2 separate regions of the Homo sapiens genome follow, and region 1 is linked to region 2. Evidence: chromatin contacts called from ENCODE Hi-C or POLR2A ChIA-PET data. All regions are on one chromosome and are shown on one strand. Each heading gives the region's core, a stretch centred on a gene start or an enhancer-like site at or near the end of the contact. The rest is flanking DNA. Distances are from core to core; before and after follow the strand shown. Region 1 holds the start of ZNF300 (zinc finger protein 300). Region 2 holds the start of TNIP1 (TNFAIP3 interacting protein 1).

Region 1 (2,700 bases), core at 140-2,639, 180 kb after region 2:
GGAAGTCTAAATAGAGATGAAGAGGTTAAGTGTTCACAACCAACTATTTCTTATCCTCTTTGTCTTGACCAACCTTTAGTCAGACTTCTCTCCTTCCCGCAGGCCCCTTCATTTTGGCTTCCCCTGAGTTGAAACACTGCACTAATGCACTATGATTCAAAACATCTCCCCTTAACCGCTTATTCTCAGAATTCCATGACAACAGAAACAATTTCTGTAGAAATGCCCTGGTTTTGCCACCTGCACACCCCTATCTCATATCCTTCTCCCTACAAAGTTCCTGCTAACCCTTCTTACTCTTCCCTATAAAAAAAAAAAAAGTCATTTTGTTGATATTGTGATTCTTGCAGATTTGAGATTGGAGCATTCTTCCTAATGCAACAGTGTTCTTTCTGAATACATTGTCTTCTTATCTAAGTGCATTTGTTTTGACATGAGAAATAAATTGCTAAATGTAAAATTGCTGCCTATTTCATAACATATCAAAAAGCATGACTCGTGTGAAAATTATGATTCAAAATTGTATTCATTTATACAAATGAAACATTGGTCTGTGAACATGCATTTTGCTTTTTTAAAGCTTGATGTAAGGTCTAAGGGTTAAGATAACAATTTTAGTATTCTCTTTGGCTGGTTCATTTTTAAAAAATCATGTTGTTGTTGTTGTTTCTGAAATCTAACCTTCTCAGTCTCTCCCTTATGTCTGTTCCAATTTTCAAGTCTCTTTTCTGTCTCAATCTGTCTGTCTACCACGCTCTACCCCTTAGATCCCCACTTCTATTCCTATGTCTATTTTTTTCTCTTCAGTCTCCCGTCTCTCCTCCTTTCTAGGCTGGCTCCTTTGTCCCCATTTCCCCCATTTTCTCTCTGATTCTCTGCTTCTCACTTCCCTCTCTTTGTGCCTCAGTCTCCTCTTCCCTGCTCTTAATTTCCCTTTTTCCTTCAGTCGACCTCTTATTACTTATTACTGCAATATCAAATTCCCTTATAAGGATTCCTTACCGTTGTTATTGGCATAATTACAGTACACAATGATTGTTCAGCCCCCAGATTTTGTCCCTCTCTCCCACAGTGAAATCTCCCTGGAGAGGACCGCACCATTCCACGCTTCCCCTCTGAGCAGTCGAATCTCCCGGCATGGGGCTGTACCATTCACAAACACGTCCATGGTACCATCTAAAATTCCTCCCCTTTCGTCAGAAGCATGCTTCCAATAGAGGAAGGTTCACTCCAACTTCCTCTTCAATCCCCCTTGTAAAATCTTTCTGCAAAAGTGTGCTCCTTAATGCTCCTTTCGCAGGCCTCCTTTCCGTCGCCTTCCCCTCCCTTCGCTGCCGCTGTGGTACAGCCCATTCTCGGGCTCAGCACTGGGCGAATCCTCCGCTAGTACGAAGACGACCGGGCTCTCAAGATGGCGGCCCCATGCGGAAACAGCTCCAGGGAGCAGCCATGTTGCTTCCTGAACAAAGCCTCTGAAGATGCGGAACGGGCAAAACCGCCCAGTACGGAACGGCGCAGCCTCGGGAGCCCGGTGTGGTGCTCGCGGACAGGAAGCAGGAGAGTTTGCCAATAGGGATGTGACAGCGGTTCCCATTAAGCGGTGATGGTGGTTTTGGGACCTGATAATCGAGCTGGGAGTCAGAGGCGGGATGTGTGCGGTGAAGGGTGAGTCTGTGGGATTGGTAATGGGAGGAGAGGAGCCCGTGAGGGTCAGTGGTAGGAGGTTTATGAAATCACTGGTGGGGGAAGTAGGTGGGATTAATGTTGGATTTATGTGGGAGTCCGAGATGTGATTAGTAACAGGGAAGTGAGAGGTGAGGGGGTGTCTATTAGGTCAGGAATGGCTTGCAGGTGGACTGACTGGTGGGTTTAACTGGGTTCAGTGATTTAGGGGACTCTGAGGAATCAGTGATGGGAGGCTATGGACTAAATGATGGGGGCGTCCATGTGTTCAGTGATGTGATGGACATGGGGGAGTTCAGTAGGGTATATGATTACTAGGCCTGAGAATTCCGAGATTTAGATGGGGACAGTAATGGGGCCACGGTGTCATGGTGGTCAGCCACATTTTACTGGGGAAGGCCTTTACTTAACGTTAAATTTCCACAGGTCATAGGCAACTGTTTGAGTTCTTAAAGGTCAACCCCTTTTCACATCTTTTCTTAGTCTACCATTGCCCACTAAGCATTTCTGATGGTACCCCCATCAAATGGTCATTTTAAAACAAGACCAAACAAATCAAAACTGATAAAATCATAATTAAAAGTTTGATTTCAGTTCTCCACTTTCTAAGTTTATTTAAATCATTTTATATTTTATTCAAGAGACATTTATTGAGCATCTGCGGGATATCCAGAGATGAGTATGATTGTTTCTTTTGTTTCCTTCCAGATGTTTTGATACCCCCATATAAAATAATCTGTCTGTCATGGGAGCCCCCACGTCCTCTGAAATAGTTCAGCTCTGTCTGCATGACTTGTCCTGGGACTGAGGAAAATTTACCAGGTATTTACCTTCCTGCATTGTGGTATACTCTTTTTTTTTCCAGTGGTTCCAACCTATCACCATTTTTGTATACAGACAATAGAGCTGTTGAAAAAGAGCAATAAAAATTTAAACAGAAAACATCTTAAAATTAACCTTTGAGTTCATGCACATTGATTTAGCAAGAGTTTTCTAAGTTGGGGGAAAATATAAGAG
Region 2 (2,766 bases), core at 82-2,581:
GGAGTTTGCATCGCTTCCTCCCTCCCTCCCTTCTGAATCAAGGCATAAGTGTAATTCTTTTCATAATTAAACTAGAATGAATATCGTTTTGAAGATCTGATAACACCGTTGAATTAACTGAAGGAACCCTAGGAGGTTACAAAGCCTTATAGGAGAATCCCCAGATTAGGTATATAATTTGGGCAAGTATCTGTGTGTGTATTATTGCGAAGTCACAGTTGATTGATGGGTCTCTCTTCTGTAAAATGAGGGTGTGTATTAAACAGTTCCCCAAATCCTTTCCCCTAATTCTTTTTGAGGATGAGGGCCTGTCAATGACTAAGTTTTCAACAGTACCAGTGAAATGGGTCTTTTGCAATAGGTTTTTCATAAAGCTATATTTAGTTTAAAGAGCTGTTCTTTATTCCAAGGTTAGACCTTCCACTTTTTGGAATTAAAATTTAGCTTTCTTTCTTTTTAAAAATAAAAGGATAAGCTTTTAAAAAGCTTTCCTACCCTTAAAGCAAGTTTATGTTCCTTACCGGTCTAGGAAATCCCAGTCTGTTGGGATTATCTAGCCCACATATAAGTAGGTAGGGTGGAAGGCGGCCTCTGGATTTGCCCACCCGGGTTTGAATCTTGATTCAGCCCCTTACTGAGGTCATCTAACCTTTTTGTGACTCAAATATTATTTAAGAAAAGGTAGTAAAACCCACCTCCCTAGCGTGATTGTGCGAAGAAAATAATGCACGCAAAGCATCTACAATGTCTGGAGCAAAGCGTTTACGATGTCTGGGAATCCTTTACAATGTCTGGAGCAAAAAATGTTCGCGGTAGAGTCTTTATGGGTCTTTTCAGCTCGGAATTTCTATAGCTTTGTTAAGAAGAGTCCTGGAGTGCCCTGGACGGAACTCTGGGGGCCTGAGCTCCAGCTCTGGCTTAGGGCCAAATGCTTACGTGCCTTTTGGCAGGTCCCCTCCCTGTTCTGGCCTGTGTTCCCCTCGGCACAAGGAAGGGGCTGGGTGGTCTCTGTGGCTCGCCTCCGCTCTGAAATTCCGGCTTTCAAGGTGGCCCCAGGCCTTCGACAGGGGCTTCCGGCGCTGGGAGTGCGGCAAGGCGCCGCGCAGGCCCGGGACGGTGGCCCCAGGGAAGTCGCTCCTAGAGGGGAAGGCCGCCGAAGGGACGAGAGACACCGCGGGCCCCCGGAACCGCAGGCAGCCGGTGTTTACCTCGCTCGGTCCCACCCCAGGCGGCCGCGGGCCCGCCCGGAGCGCGCGGCGCGATTGGGCGAGTGGCCTGCCAGTCTCCGGGGACTTTCCCAGGGGTGGGGCGGCCCGGCCAGGCCCCCGGCACTTCCTCGTCCTCGGCCCGGGTGCCCTGCCCCCGTCCAGGAGCCCTAGGAGTGCTACGGGGGGCCGGAGCCTTGCCCGGGCCGCTGCCCCGTCCCTGGATTCGGGGCTGGACGCAGCAAGCGGGGCGCTGTGTCCCCAAGCTCCCCGTCCTCGGGTAAGCCGGCCGGCCCGGAGCGGGGATGGAGGGGAGGAAGGGAGGCCAGGCCCAGATCGTCCAGAGCCTCGGTGGCGGCGGGGAGCGAGCTGGGGAAGGTGGCTTGTGCACCCAGGCCCGGCGCGCGGGGTCCCGGGGCGTCTCCGCCAGCGGCCAAGCCGGGCTGAGCCGCTACTCCCTGCTTGGCGCTGGGCCTGGTGGGGGGCGCGCGTGCGCACTGCGCGGGGTAGCACGCCTGGGAACGGCGTGGGGCGGTTGTAGAGAGCGCAGACCCTCCGGGTGCGGGCGGCGCTGCGGCCCTTTGGGTGTCTATCCTGTGGAGACGAGTTGCCTACGCGGCGTCAGGAGTTTTCGTATCAAGTTGTGGAAGCAGTGTACATATGTCACGAGGAGGAAAATAATAATTTTTATTGGGCGCTTTCCAAGTGCTGATCTTAACGCTGTACGTGTATTAGACTCATTTAATTGTCACTTCCATCCTAAACATTAATATTGTTATTATCTCCATTTTATACTTTAGGAAACCGAGGTACTTGGAGCTTGAGGTCACACAGCTGTGAGTTGCAAAGTCAGATATGAACTCAGGCATTTGGCTCCAGAGTTCCTACTATACTATTTCTGTTGAACATATTTTGTATGCACATTGTTGGAGGCATTTGTGTGCATGTGCAGGATGGATGAGTTTCCAGGAGTGCTTCTGGGGATGGAGTATGAAGGCTGAGCTTTCCACTGTAGGACATTTGTGTGCACGTGTGCATTGTACATTCATTGTGCGTACAGGAGCAGATGGGAATTTTGTGCGACTGGGTGAGAGATTGTGTTTTGGTAGGGGGAGGGAGGGACTTTTGTGGATGATGCAGAAGAATCAGCAACGTCCTTCCCCACCCCCTTGCAGAATGACAGTGCAGGGAAATGTGTAGATTCCTAATGCATCATTTTTTTCTCACAGTACGGTCAAAATGGGATTTAATCAGCACTTACTCATTTTCCAAACAATGGGGTGTGATAGAGGGGAATTCGGCATCTGATGAGAGGTCAGAAAAGGGGACTCAGAATGTTTTAAAAAAATCCTTGACAAAGGAGGGTAGAATTGTATTAGGAGGGTAGAATATTAGTACAAACTCAGCATCCCCGTGGTGGTCTCTGTTTTGCAACAGAAGAAACTGAGGCAGTGAAAAAACTGATAATGCTAATAGCTTACTATGTGCCAGGCACAGTGCTTACATTCCGTATCTCATTTAATCTTTTTTTTTTTTTTGAGACAGAGTCTCACTCTGTTAC

The links. Hi-C counts contacts between places; a loop is a spot of excess contacts on that map. ChIA-PET counts read pairs that join two places held with the same protein, here RNA polymerase II (POLR2A). Pooled maps may share reads with other maps.
Region 1: a loop to region 2 is called in a map of head of caudate nucleus, with 19 times the contacts of the local background. The contact joins the promoter of ZNF300 here to the promoter of TNIP1 in region 2. A Hi-C loop is called at or near these places in 1 of 168 maps with a recorded cell type or tissue (head of caudate nucleus) and 5 of 50 pooled maps. POLR2A ChIA-PET finds 5 or more read pairs at or near these places in 1 of 52 experiments (MCF 10A).

Annotation. Positions count from the first base shown.
Region 1 is chr5:150,903,669-150,906,368 of GRCh38, reverse strand. ZNF300 (zinc finger protein 300) reads left to right here and starts at 1,389. Exons shown (of 6, transcript NM_052860.4): 1 at 1,389-1,665; 2 at 2,392-2,505. It overlaps LOC124901112 (a long non-coding RNA gene), which reads right to left and starts at 1,134. Exons shown (of 2, transcript XR_007058999.1): 1 at 1,003-1,134.
Region 2 is chr5:151,079,599-151,082,364 of GRCh38, reverse strand. TNIP1 (TNFAIP3 interacting protein 1) reads left to right here and starts at 1,331. Exons shown (of 18, transcript NM_006058.5): 1 at 1,331-1,485. RefSeq lists enhancers at 737-796, 511-1,221, cis regulatory regions at 762-1,531, 1,031-1,819 and a silencer at 1,097-1,766.